Linked DNA regions of Homo sapiens: region 2 is linked to region 1. Evidence: chromatin loops called from intact Hi-C (ENCODE). Cell type or tissue: OCI-LY7. All regions are shown on one strand. Links, peaks and the distances in the headings refer to the core of each region. The heading gives the core; the rest is flanking DNA.

The links. Hi-C counts contacts between places; a loop is a spot of excess contacts. Peaks named below come from ENCODE experiments on the same cell type or tissue, not always from the same donor. Only the 100,000 strongest peaks of a DNase experiment are listed, where the experiment ranks them.
Region 2: a loop joins it to region 1, with 7 times the contacts of the local background. A loop is called at or near these places in 1 of 110 quality-filtered maps.

The regions. Positions count from the first base shown.
Region 1 is chr12:9,509,153-9,515,375 of GRCh38, reverse strand. It overlaps the pseudogene OVOS1P. Among named protein-coding and RNA genes, the nearest start is that of KLRB1, 96 kb to the left of the region's middle. In OCI-LY7, for the core only: a CTCF peak has its summit at 2,393; DNase peaks (open chromatin) are centred at 4,595 and 4,825; H3K4me3 peaks cover 1,184 bases; H3K27ac peaks cover 1,448 bases.
Region 2 is chr12:9,613,437-9,619,659 of GRCh38, reverse strand. It overlaps the pseudogene LOC374443. Among named protein-coding and RNA genes, the nearest start is that of KLRB1, 8.6 kb to the right of the region's middle. In OCI-LY7, for the core only: no CTCF peak of the experiment used is centred there; DNase peaks (open chromatin) are centred at 2,329, 3,729 and 4,149; H3K4me3 peaks cover 3,161 bases; H3K27ac peaks cover 4,291 bases.

The sequences.
Region 1 (6,223 bases), core at 348-5,347:
AAAGTAATTGTAAAGGCCTTATCAGATCAGAGGGGGGCAAACCTAAGCTATTTCAAGAGGGAAGCTGATGACAAGTAAATCAATTCACACCACAGACCTGCAAAATGGCTCAGCTCTGGATTGGGAAGTACTGGGTATTAAGTCGAGCAGAGGTGTGGCCAGAAAAGAAGGCAAAAGTCAGGAGCATGTGGGAGTGTCTTTATAAAAACTAGTTAAGAGGTTCAGCTTCCCTGTAATCCCAGTACTTTGGGAGGCCGAGGTGGGCAGATCACGAGGTCAGGAGATCGCGACCATCCTGGCTAACACGGTGAAACCCCGTCTGTACTAAAAAAATACAAAAAAATTAGCCGGGCGTGGTGGCGGGCGCCTGTAGTCCCAGCTACTCGGGAGGCCGAGGCAGGAGAATGCCGTGAACCCAGGACGCAGAGCTTTCAGTGAGCGGAGATCGAGCCCCTGCACTCCAGCCTGGGCGACTGAGCGAGGCTCTGTCTCAAAAAAAAAAAAAAAAAAAGAGGTTCAGCTTCTCACTCAAGGATGCTTGGTATTTCTCACACCCCAGTACGGCAGTATTATTGTTGACATGTTGAAGGATTTCTGTACCGGTTGGCAAAGAGCCACTTCCCTGAGCTCCCCAGAGTCCCCTCCCTGCTGCCCTAGAACCTCTCCTCCACAACCAGCTCCTCCCACTCCCACCACTTTGCCCCCAGTCTAAATGAGCCATGCTTGGCTTAGCTAAGGGCTTCAGTGGAATTATGACTCATACCTTTTCTGATGGTTTGGTGTCCATACCTTGCTGGTTTGAAATATTTTAATGTTTATGGAAATGATGAAGGAAAGAAAAAATGCAAGAGATAATATAATGAAAAAGTGATAGAAATTGGTGACGCAGTAAATAGCATGAAAAAAAGAAGTATCAAAAGACTATTCCAGAATTCTAAGTTTGCAAAATGTGAGAAATCATGTGGTACTACTTTCATTCTTCGCATAGATAGACTCAAACACCTTTAGTTCTCAGAATAATACACTTCAGACATCTTTGACCTCTTATATTATTTCCTAAAATAAGCTTAAATGTGTTTCTCATATCCTCTAATCATCCAGAAAACTCCTATTCATCCCACAAAACCCTATTTAGGCATATTCTCTTTATGTATTTTTTCCTTAAAAATATGTATATACATATAAATGTAAATATATACGCATATATCTTTTTCCTAAACTAGTGGTTGTCAAATTTTAATGTGCTTCGGAGGACAAGATTTCTAACTTATTCCTAGAATTTTTTTTTTTTTTTTTTTGAGACAGAGTCTTGCTCTGTCACCCAGGTTAGAGTGCAGTGGCACCATCTCCGCTCACTGCAAGCTCCGCCTCCTGGATTCATGCCATTCTCCTGCCTCAGCCTCCTGAGTAGCTGGGACTACAGGCGCCCGCCACCATGCCAGGCTGATTTCTTTTTGTATTTTTAGTGGAGACGCGGTTTCACCGTGTTAGCCAGGATGGTCTGGATCTCCTGACCTTGTGACCCGCCCATCTCGGCCCCCCAAAGTGCTGGGATTACAGGCGTGAGCCACTGCACCTGGCCACTTATTCCCAGAATTTCTAAATTATTCCCAGGTGATGCTGATACTGCTACTCTAGGAAATATACTCTGATAATCACTGTCCTAAACTCTAGCTAAAGTTAATCATTCATTTTTCTGTAACACCTCAGTGGCCATACATGTTTCATTTGTAACACTTACGTAATTCTAATATATGTTTTGTCCCCAGTTATACTTTTTCTATTTCTTCTATTGTGACAATTGCTAATACAGCACCTGGAATATGAAAAACATTCAATAAGTGTTGGCTGATTGAATTAATTCATGTTTCATTAATTTTATATCATCTTCATAAATCTCAATGAAGTATCATGCATCTATTTAGACAGTGTAAAATAATCCATAATAGCAATATATTAAAATCAAACTAATACTTAATATCTTCTGTGTGCCAGAAGTTGGGCAAAGGGCTTTATATGTATTATTAAATAATTATCTTGATGATTAGACAATATATTACAAAAAACTAAGATTCTCTAGGGTTTAAGTGGCTTTCAAAAAGTAACACAAAGCTAGTACATATCAGAACTCTGGTTTGATCCCAGCAATGTCCAAATAGAAATGGGTAACTCTGAAGAAAGGGTCTGAGAATGACAGAGTGCATATGGGTTGTGGTGGCATGGCCTTTTCCCTCCTTTCTTAAAAATAGATACCAGTTATATAAGTTTTATCATTTATGTTAACTTTGAGCTTCCTCGTGGCATATAGGTACAGGGATTTCATTAGGTTCAAAGAAGTTTTAAAGAAAAGAAACAATTTTGGTTGTGGAAGAATGTTTTCAGCTCATACCAAATAATTGAAGTCTGCTGTGTAGGTTTTGTCTTCAAAGTCTTCCATATTGAGAATGCAGTGCACTAGCACCCTCTTCTGCTGGTTGCATCTCAGTTCTTCCATCTCTTGGACAATCTTTAGGAAGCTATTCGTCTTGGAGTAAAATCGATATGCAAAGTACTCGGGCTGAGGGTATTGAGGCAACACCCAGCCATGAGCCTGGCAATTTTCATTGGCCTTGTAGGCTGCCTAGACAAAAAATCAAAATTACGGGTATTTTAGGATAAAGAGAAAGGATGAGTGAAAGAATATTTGATAAGATGGTTTATCATCATGCTGCTTTATCTCTGCAAGAAGATTTTATAGCCATTCTACATTAAATCTAACCCAATTCCCCATTTTCTAGTTATACTCTAGAGCGACCACTATGGTTTTTACAATTTAGTCTATTCAAGTCCTACTTCAATAATATTACATTAAATATTTTACTGTATTCTTTACTATAATTATTACTTTTGCTAGCATGTAGATTGCTATATCTCCCTCACTATAATACGAAGAACCCATGAGTGCAAACGTTTACCTTGCTACTGATAACATAATATGAAGTTTTGCTGAAAGATGGGAAAGTTTTTATGAAATACAGCAAGGAGTTTACTCTGACCATAGTAATTTACCATTATCAACACAAAAAGTCTGAGGAGTCCTTTAAAAATATCTAGGAAGGATTGATATTTAATTATTACAGATAGTAGTTCACTTCTCTCTTGAATATATCCAGAGAAATTCTTTACATTATTCCAAGGTAATAGATTACAGGGTTTCTCAAATATTTCCTTCTATAAAAACACAATTCTCTTTCTATTTCCTTAATAAAAGTGAAGCGTTGCTTATTTTCAGCTAATTCTCCTTTATACAATTTAGTATGTATGCTATCCTTCTGTCTTTTCCCGGGACTCTTAAAATAATTTTTAACCTACTTTTCATAGGGCCTATATTCTTAATATTTAACTATTTTTCAGTACTCTAGATTCACACCAAGGTGTAACTTTTCATTTCTGTTCCATAAATATAATTTCGCACAGACCTAAACCTTAGCGAGCCAGTGCAGTTTTTTGTTTGCTTGTTTGTTTTTATTTTACTTGCCTTTCGTTTAACTTACTTTCAAAGTGATATTTGGGTATGTAAACGTATATGTGTCCAAGAAAAACTGAGCGATGCCATTTACATCTGTGGTGTAGTTTCCCACGATTTTGTCCTTCAGATGCAACTGGACAACTTCATTTGGGATTGGAGAGTTGTCTGGATCAAGCAATTTAATCTGTACAAGAGGAAGAAAATACATTTCGGAAGCATGTAGTAAATTTGGGAATCCATTTTGATGGCATTTGCCAAGCTTCTATCATGGGGACCCCCGCTCTCCTTCGTACGTATGCACTTCCTGCGTGGTTTCATCTATTCCTGTTGAGTGTATGACATGTACCATTAATATACTAATGAGCCTAAACTCTGTTTCTCCTGCCCACGAAGATCTCTGAAAACTCAGGCCCATAGAATTAATCATCCTGAGTATTTTTTATAATAAAAATGCTACAGAAACCCTCAAATTGGAATGATTTATTACTGTGCCCAACCTTCCTTTTTTTTCTCTTTCTCTTATTTATCTCAGTGAATACCTCAACCATTCACTTAGTCACTGAAGTCAAATATCTAGAGACATCTTAGACTTTTTATTTTCCTTCTCCTATAATTTTCAATTGTTGATAAAATATTTTCAATTGTATCTTTTTAACATTTTCTGTTTCCAGCTTATCACATTTGTTCCTGTTGCTATTCCTTGTATCAATAGCTTATCTTTTTTCCCTCATACATCTTCTATTTTTTTCTATCCAGTCTCTCTCTCCTGTATTGCTTTTGCTTGTTCTTTCTCTATACTGGCATCAAAGCAAATTTTCTAAAATGCAAAATTTAGCATTATCCTCCCTAAAACATTGTAGTGACTGCTCTGATAGGCCATGGTTATTTGCTAGAAATCTCTTTCTCATTCTCTTACTAGTACAGGCAATGATTGCTTTAAAAAGTCCCTTCTGAAATTGTATGATTTGCAGTAGATACAATGCCTGCATCAGTATCTATGCCAGTTTGAAGCCTTTAAAGGCACCTTCTTAACAACATCTAAGGCCACAACAACCAGAAGAAGACTGTCTGAGACATCCTTTTTTTAGCTCAGTCAGTTTCTGCAAAACAACTTCTGCTTTGAGCCTTTCATCTTATTTCTGCCACTTATCATTTTCCTGCTGGTCCAGGCAAACACAATCCTTTTTTCTTGCTCAGCATCTGTAGACTGATGCCTTATTTGCACCATCTACGCAGATTTTGAACTTAGTTTCATCTCAAGGCTTGATCTTGTAAGAAAAATTCAACTTGTCTCAGCAGTCCACAGGCCACAGACACATGACACCATGCCTTTATGATCACACAGAGGTTTGCTCTAATTTTAGTACACCTAGACTAGAAAGATCCTTTGAGTCCCTTCCAGTCACAGAAAGATGAACAAGCCATGTGATTTCTGGGCACTTTCCTTTCTTTCTTTGTCCCCAAACCCAAATAGTGCCCCAAGTGATGACACCAGGCCCATTATCAACTGCCGGGGCCAGGCATGCAACACTTCATTAGCAGATGTTTCTTGTGGCAAAGGTATTTGTCGTATATCCTACAATTTTAAACAGTATCATTTCAGCCATCCACGGATGCTGCTACTGTCACTTATGAAGAAATACCCTTGTTAGCCCACCGCCTTGCCCAGCTTCCTATGTTCACATATGTTACTCTTGGAGTCATAGCTCTGAGGTCTTGAAATTTGTAGGGGACACTAAAAAAGCAGATAGTATCTTCATTCTGGAAATAAAGCTTACTCTTTAAAAGTGCTCCCTAGCAATACTGAGCCACGTGTTTGATGGCCTTATGACACAACACATGGCCAGATAAACCATTTTTAATTTCCAGTAATGCAGCTACTGTAGTGACTCACTATATCACAGAGAAACCAGTCCCTTTTCCAAAAGTAGAACAGGAATGACTTGTTTCTCCTGGCACATCTCCCGGAAGTGATCAGAGCATTCACCACTGTGAAATGGCCAAAAACCCAAAAGATACCACTTTATACAACCATGTTTTTGAACTAAAGCATTTTATTGTTTGAGACTCACATCTGTTTATAGCTGCCACTGGTCTCCCTAAAATGATCAAGGAAATAAGAGCTCTTATATATGAGTTTTCAGGAACTAATTCTTTCAAATGCTAATGAAGAGGGTGTGTCCAGGCAGGAAACTGTACTGTATTACAATATATTAATAACAGACTACTTTGTCCACGGATGCCTGATTCATGTAGGTACCACCTATCCCCTACCTCCCTGATAAACTATTACCAACCTCAGCTAGTTTTCCCAGCTCTCCTCTATAGGAAAAGGTGTCTTGGAGTTCCTGATTATAGGATAAGATAATACTATACCTTAAAGTGTCAAGAAGCTTTGAGAGGGAATGGGAAGGAGCTGGGCCTTAATGACTAGGCTAGGGCTTAAGTACACACATACACATACACATACACATACACACACACACACACACACACACACAACACACACACACACACCCCTCTCAACCATGTCTTATGCTAGAGAAGACAGAAATAAAACCCCTGAGTTAATCTGGAGCATGATTGACTGGCAGATTTCAGTGGATTATTGCTAATTTTTTAGAGGGGATAATAGGATTTAGGTAATCTTTTTAAAAATATCTCAAATCACCCTTCATTGAGAATCACTATTCTAAGAGTGGCAAAATTCTAATT
Region 2 (6,223 bases), core at 441-5,440, 100 kb before region 1:
GCCTCACTACAAATCTGAGATCTAGTCTTACTTCCCTCTCCCCACACCTCACCGCAATACTAAAGATCAAATTGCAGCGGTTCCTTTTTTCTTGGTATATTATCAGGCTATCAAGGGGGAAAAAAAAGCCATCTTAAAAGGCAAAAAATCAATGAAAGGACAGAGCAAGCATCAGAACCAGGCATAGAAGGGATGTTAGAATTAAAAACAAGATGAGGTATCACTTCAAACCTATTAGGATGGCTACTGTTAAACAAAATGAAATAAAACAGAAAATAAGTGTTGGTAAGGAGGCGGAGAAATTGGAAACCTTATGCATTGTTGGTGGGATTGTAAAGTGGTGCCACCACTATGAAAAATAGTGTGATGATTCCTCAGAACACTAAAAATAGAATTACCATATAACCCAGTAATCCCCCTTCTAGGTATATTAAAAGAAAGAAAGAAGGAAAGAAAAGAAAGAAAGAAAGAAAGAGAGAGAGAGAGAAAGAGAGAGAGAGAGAGAAAGAAAGAGAAAGAAAAAGAAAGAAAGAGAGAGAGAGAGAAAGAAAGAGAGAGAGAAAGAGAGAAAAAGAAAGAAAGAAAGAAAGAAAGAGAAAGAAAAAGAAAGAGAAAGAAAGAGAGAGAGAGGAGAGAGAGAGAGAAAGAAAGGAAGAAAGAAAGAGTCTCTGCTACGGTTTGAATGTGCCCCCTCCAAATTCATGTTGAAACTATCTGCATTGTGGTGGTATTAAGAGGTGAGGTCTTTGGGGAAGTGTTTGAGTCATGAGGGTTCCAGCCTCATAAATGGATTAGTGCCTTTTATAAGGGATGGAGGGAACTAGCTTTAGACCCTTTTGCGCTCTTCTGGCTTTTGCCATGTGAAGACTCAGCATTCATGCTTTTTGCATTTTTCACCCCCTCCACCATGTAAGGATGCAGCAGGAATGTCCTTGCCAGACAGCAAGTGCCAGCACATTGATCGTGGACTTTCTAGCCTCCAGAACTGTAAAAATTAAGTTTCTATTCTTAAATTACCCAGTCTTGGTATTTTGTTATACCAGCACAAATGGACTAAACCAGTCTCAAGGAGATATTTTTACACCCATGTTCGCAGCAGTACTAGTTACAGAAGCCAGAAAGTAGAAGCATGTCAAGTGTCCACTAGCAGGTGAGGGACTAAGATGTGGTATATTCATACAGTGGAATATTATTCAGCCTTAAAAAGGAAGGAAATTCTGACACATATTGCAACATGGATGAACCTTGAGAACATTATGCCAAGTGAAATAAGCCAGTTATAAAAAAGACAAATAATGGGCCGGGTGCTGTGGCTCACACCTGTAATCCCAGCACTTTGGGAAGCCGAGGTGGGCAGATCACCTGAGGTCAGGAGTTCCAGACCAGCCTGACTAACATGGTGAAACCCTGTCTCTACTAAAATTACAAAAATTAGCTGGGTGTAGTGGTGGCGCCTGTAATCCCAGCTACTTGGGAGGCTGAGGCAGGAGAATCGCTTGAACCCGAGAGGCAGAGGTTGCAGTGAGCCTAGATTGCACCACTGCACTCCAGCCTGGGTGACAGAGCAAGACTCTGTCTCAAAAAAAAAAAAAACACACAGATAATGTATGATTCCACTTACATGAAGTACCTAGGGAAGTCAAATTCATAGAGAAAAAAAGTAAAGCGGTGATTTCCAGGAGCTGAGAGGAGCAAGGAATGAGGGGTTATTGTTTAAAGGGTACACTGATTCAGTTTTGTAAGATGAAAAAAGTTCTGAAGATCTGTTTCATAACAATGTCAATAACTTAACATTAGTGAACTCTACACTTAGAAACGATTATGCTGGCACATTTTATGTTGTGTGTTTTTTTTAACCATAGTAAAAAAATACACAAGAAAAGTTGTGTCATTGGGGGAGCTCTAGTGTTCAGTGATGACAAATAAGAGAAGCATATTCTCTGAGAAGACTGAGAATGTAAGGACAGTGTTTTCAATGAAATATCCTCTCTCCCTCCATCCACAGAATTGGAAGATGGTCAATCATATCGGAAGAGTGCAGTAAGACAATGAAGATGGGAGAGTGAGTGAAAGCCTCTAAGGATTAAAGACTGTGGCTCTATCACTCCATTTATCTTCTGCCTCATCTGTTATTTACCGCCTGTGTGCACCGTAATTAGCCCATTCAAATTCAGAATTATAAACAAAATGTTTCCTGCTAAATTTAAACAGTTAAAAAGTGCTTATTGCCGCCTAAGAAAAATATTAACAAGATTAGGCGTGATTTCTGAGTTAAGACAGATGTGTTCTAACCATGGAAGGGACTCACCGTTTGGCTGTGGCTTTTCTATTTGCTTGGACTTCTCACTCATCAGAGTCCAGATGTACCAGTTAAGCTTCATTTAAGTCTCAGTTCTTCTTTCTTTCTTCTGTGTTCCTATAGATTTTACATATAAATACATTTATAATGTATTTGCAATGTGGTAATATAAATGTATGTCTATTTTTGCTAGGAAATGAAAATTTTCCCTTGAACTGTGACTTTTTGTAATGCCGGAGAACAACGACACAAATGTATATTGAAGGAAGAATGGATATGTGGTGTATTTATTGTGCTTATCCTATGCTTCCTATTTGTGCTGGAGTGTAGCTCTGGAAAACCTCCTATATTTGTTTTCTAGGGCTTCCATAATGAAATGCCACAGACTGGGTGGCTTAAATAAAAATAATTAAATAAAAAATAATTTTTTTTCAGAGTTCTAGAGTCTAGAAATCTGAGATCAGGGTGTTGGTTGAGTTAATTTCTTTTCTTTTCTTTTTTTTTTTTTTTTGATGGAGTCTCTCTCTGTCACCCATGCTGGAGTGCAGTGGCACAATCTCGGCTCACAGCAACCTCCGCCTCACAGGTTCAAGTGACTCTGCCTCAGCCTCCCAAATAGCTGGGACTATACAAGCGTGTGCCACCACGCCCGGCTAATTTTTGTATTTTTAGTAGAGACAGGGTTTCACCATGTTGGCCAGGCTTGTCTTGAACTCCCAAACTCATGATCCACCCACCTCGGCCTCCCAAAGTGCTGGGATTACAGGCATGAGCCAGGAGTTGATTTCTTTTAAGGCCTCTCTGCTTGGCTTGCAGATGGTCATCTTCTCTCTTTGTCTTCACCTGGTCTTACCTCTGTATGTATCTATGTCTTAATATCTTCTTAAGAGGAGTCCAGCCATATTTGATTAGGGCTCACCTTTAACTTATTTACCTCTTTAAGGACTCCATCTTCTAAGGGTTAAGATGTCAATATATGAATTCTGGGGAGAAGAGTAGGAACACAATTCAGCCCATAACACCTCCTAACAAATTTTCCACATTTAATCTAGGAGATTGGTAATATTTGTCCTCAAAAGATAATTTTGTGTGTGTGTGGTTGGGCATTATAACTGAATTTACCGTTACTAATGCAAGAAAATCATACAGCAAAATATATGATTTTAAAGTACCAACTGAACCTACTGATCAAGACTTGAAATACAAACTCTTTCCAATAATAAATGTACTTTCTATAACCTGTTCAATAATACATTATACTAGTATTCAGAACATTGTCAAAATTGTGATGAAAAAAGATATTGTATGAAAGTTTTTGATGTTCAAAGTTCAGAAATTTCCACTGCAAACAAAATTAGGTCAGTTGCACAGGAAATATTTACCACAAAAGTCTCTACAGAAAGATACTTTTATAAACTGTCATCAATCAGCATGTCAGCTATCAGTGGAGCTATAAGCATAAGCCTGAAGTCCATTCACTAAGATGGGGATACATATTGTTAAAGCTCAATTTTGTAATCTAAGAATTGTGTTTATTTTTAGAATAGCACAGTTCTCCCATCATTTTCGTGTTATCAAATACAAATACAAAGGTTAGGGATGGGGGATAAAGCAGCTGCTGGAAGTCAAATTCTCAGAGTATAAAGTAACATGATCTCCTTATTATGAGAGTCATGTGAGACTCTAATTCAGTCATTCAGTTACTGTTCAGAAAACATCTACTATGTTACGCTCCACATTATTTGTTGGGAGGGTTATACCAAAATGTTAAATATAAAATACAAACGCATAATAGAAACCTAGCAACGACAAAGGTAAGATACAAGCTGTGTCTTCAGAAAAAAAGGAAGTGGTAAATTCTTGCTGATTTTGCAAAGATGGTTGTGGTGTTCCGGATGGTGGTAAAAGTAAGAGAGTTTCTCTGAAGCAAATAACATTCTAAAACAAGTGGTCAAGGAGCTTGGATTTTGAATGCCATGAAAAGAAAAAAATTACATGAAATAGGTCTCATCTAGCAATAAATATTTATAATAAAAGCAGACAGAACATGCCTGCAAATACTCTGCACTAACTTCAGATTAGATGTTACCTCTGGTAAAAAGTAAAGGGAAAAATGCCATTAGTTGTGTCTGTAAATTTTATTTGTTCATTTTTTAACCTGATATGAAGAAAAGGTGGGCAAAAGTGATAGTAAAAACCACTTATTCATCCACAGCTTTGTTCTTTTGCCTTAGGACTGTCTTGGCAATGAGGGCTCTTTTTTGGTACCAGTACCATGTTATTTTGGTTACTGGAGTCTTGTAGTACAGTTTGAAGTCGGGTAGCGTGATGCCTCCAGCTTCATTCTTTTGGCTTAGGATTGACTTGGCAATGTGGGCTCTTTTTTGGTTCCATATGAACTTTAAAGTAGTTTTTTCCAATTTTGTGAAGAAAGTCATTGGTAGCTTGATGGGGATGGCACTGAATCTGTAAATTACCTTGGTCAGTATGGCCATTTTCACGATATTGATTATTCCTATCCATGAGCATGGAATGTTCTTCCATTTGTTTGTGTCCTCTTTTATTTCGTTGAGCAGTGGTTTGTAGTTCTCCTTGAAGAGGTCCTTCACATTCCTTGTAGGTTAGATTCCTAGGTATTTTATTCTCTTTGAAGTAATTGTGAATGGGAGTTCACTCATGATTTGGCTCTCTGTTTGTCTGTTATTGGTGTATAGGAATGCTTGTGATTTTTGCACATTGATTTTGTATGCTGAGACTTTGCTGAAGTTGCTTATCAGCTTAAGGAGATTTTGGGCTGAGACAATGGGCTTTTCTAAATATACAATCATGTCATCTGCAAACCAGTACAATTTGACTTCCTCTTTTCCTAATTGAATACCTTTTATTTCTTTCTCCTGCCTGATTGCCCTGGCCAGAACTTCCAACACTATGTTAAATAGGAGTGGTGAGAGAGGGCATCCCTGTCTTGTGCCAGTTTTCAAAGGGAATGCTTCCAGTTTTTGCCCATTCAGTATGATATTGGCTGTGGGTTTGTCATAGATAGCTCTTATTATTTTGAGGTACGTCCCATCAATACCTAGTTTATTGAGAGTTTTTAGCATGAAGGGCTGTTGAATTTTGTCAAAGGCCTTTTCTGCATCTATTGAGATAATCATGTGGTTTTTGTCTTTGGTTCTGTTTCTATGATGGATTACGTTTATCGATTTGTGTATGTTGGACCAGCCTTGCATCCCAGGGATGAGGCCAACTTGATCATGGTGGATAAGCTTTTTGATGTGCTGCTGGATTTGGTGTGCCAGTATTTTATAGAGAATTTTTGCATCGATGTTCATCAGGGATATTGGTCTAAAATTCTCTTTTTTTGTTGTGTCTCTGCCAGGCTTTGGTATCAGGATGATGCTGGCCTCCTGAAATGAGTTAGGGAGGATTCTCTCTTTTTCTATTGATTGGAATAGTTCCAGGAGGAATGGTACCAGCTCCTCTTTGTACCTCTGGTAGAATGTGACTGTGAATCTGTCTGGTCCTGGACTTTTTTCGGTTGGTAGGCTATTAATTATTGCCTCAATTTTAGAGCCTGTTATTGGTCTATTCATGGATTCAACTTCTTTCTGGTTTAGTCTTGGGAGGGTGTATGTGTCCAGGAATTTATCCATTTCTTCTAGATTTTCTAGTTTATTTGCATAGAGGTGTTTATAGTATTCTCTGATGGTAGTTTGTATTTCTGTGGGCTCAGTGGTGATATCCCCTTTATCATTTTTTATTGAGTCTATTTGATTCTTCTCTCTTTTCTTCTTTATTAGTCTTGCTAGCTGTCTATCAATTTTGTTGATCTTTTCAAAAAACCAGCTCCTGGATTCATTGATTTTTTGAAGGGTTTTGTTGTGTCTCTATCTCCTTCAGTTCTGCTCTGATCTTAGTTATTTC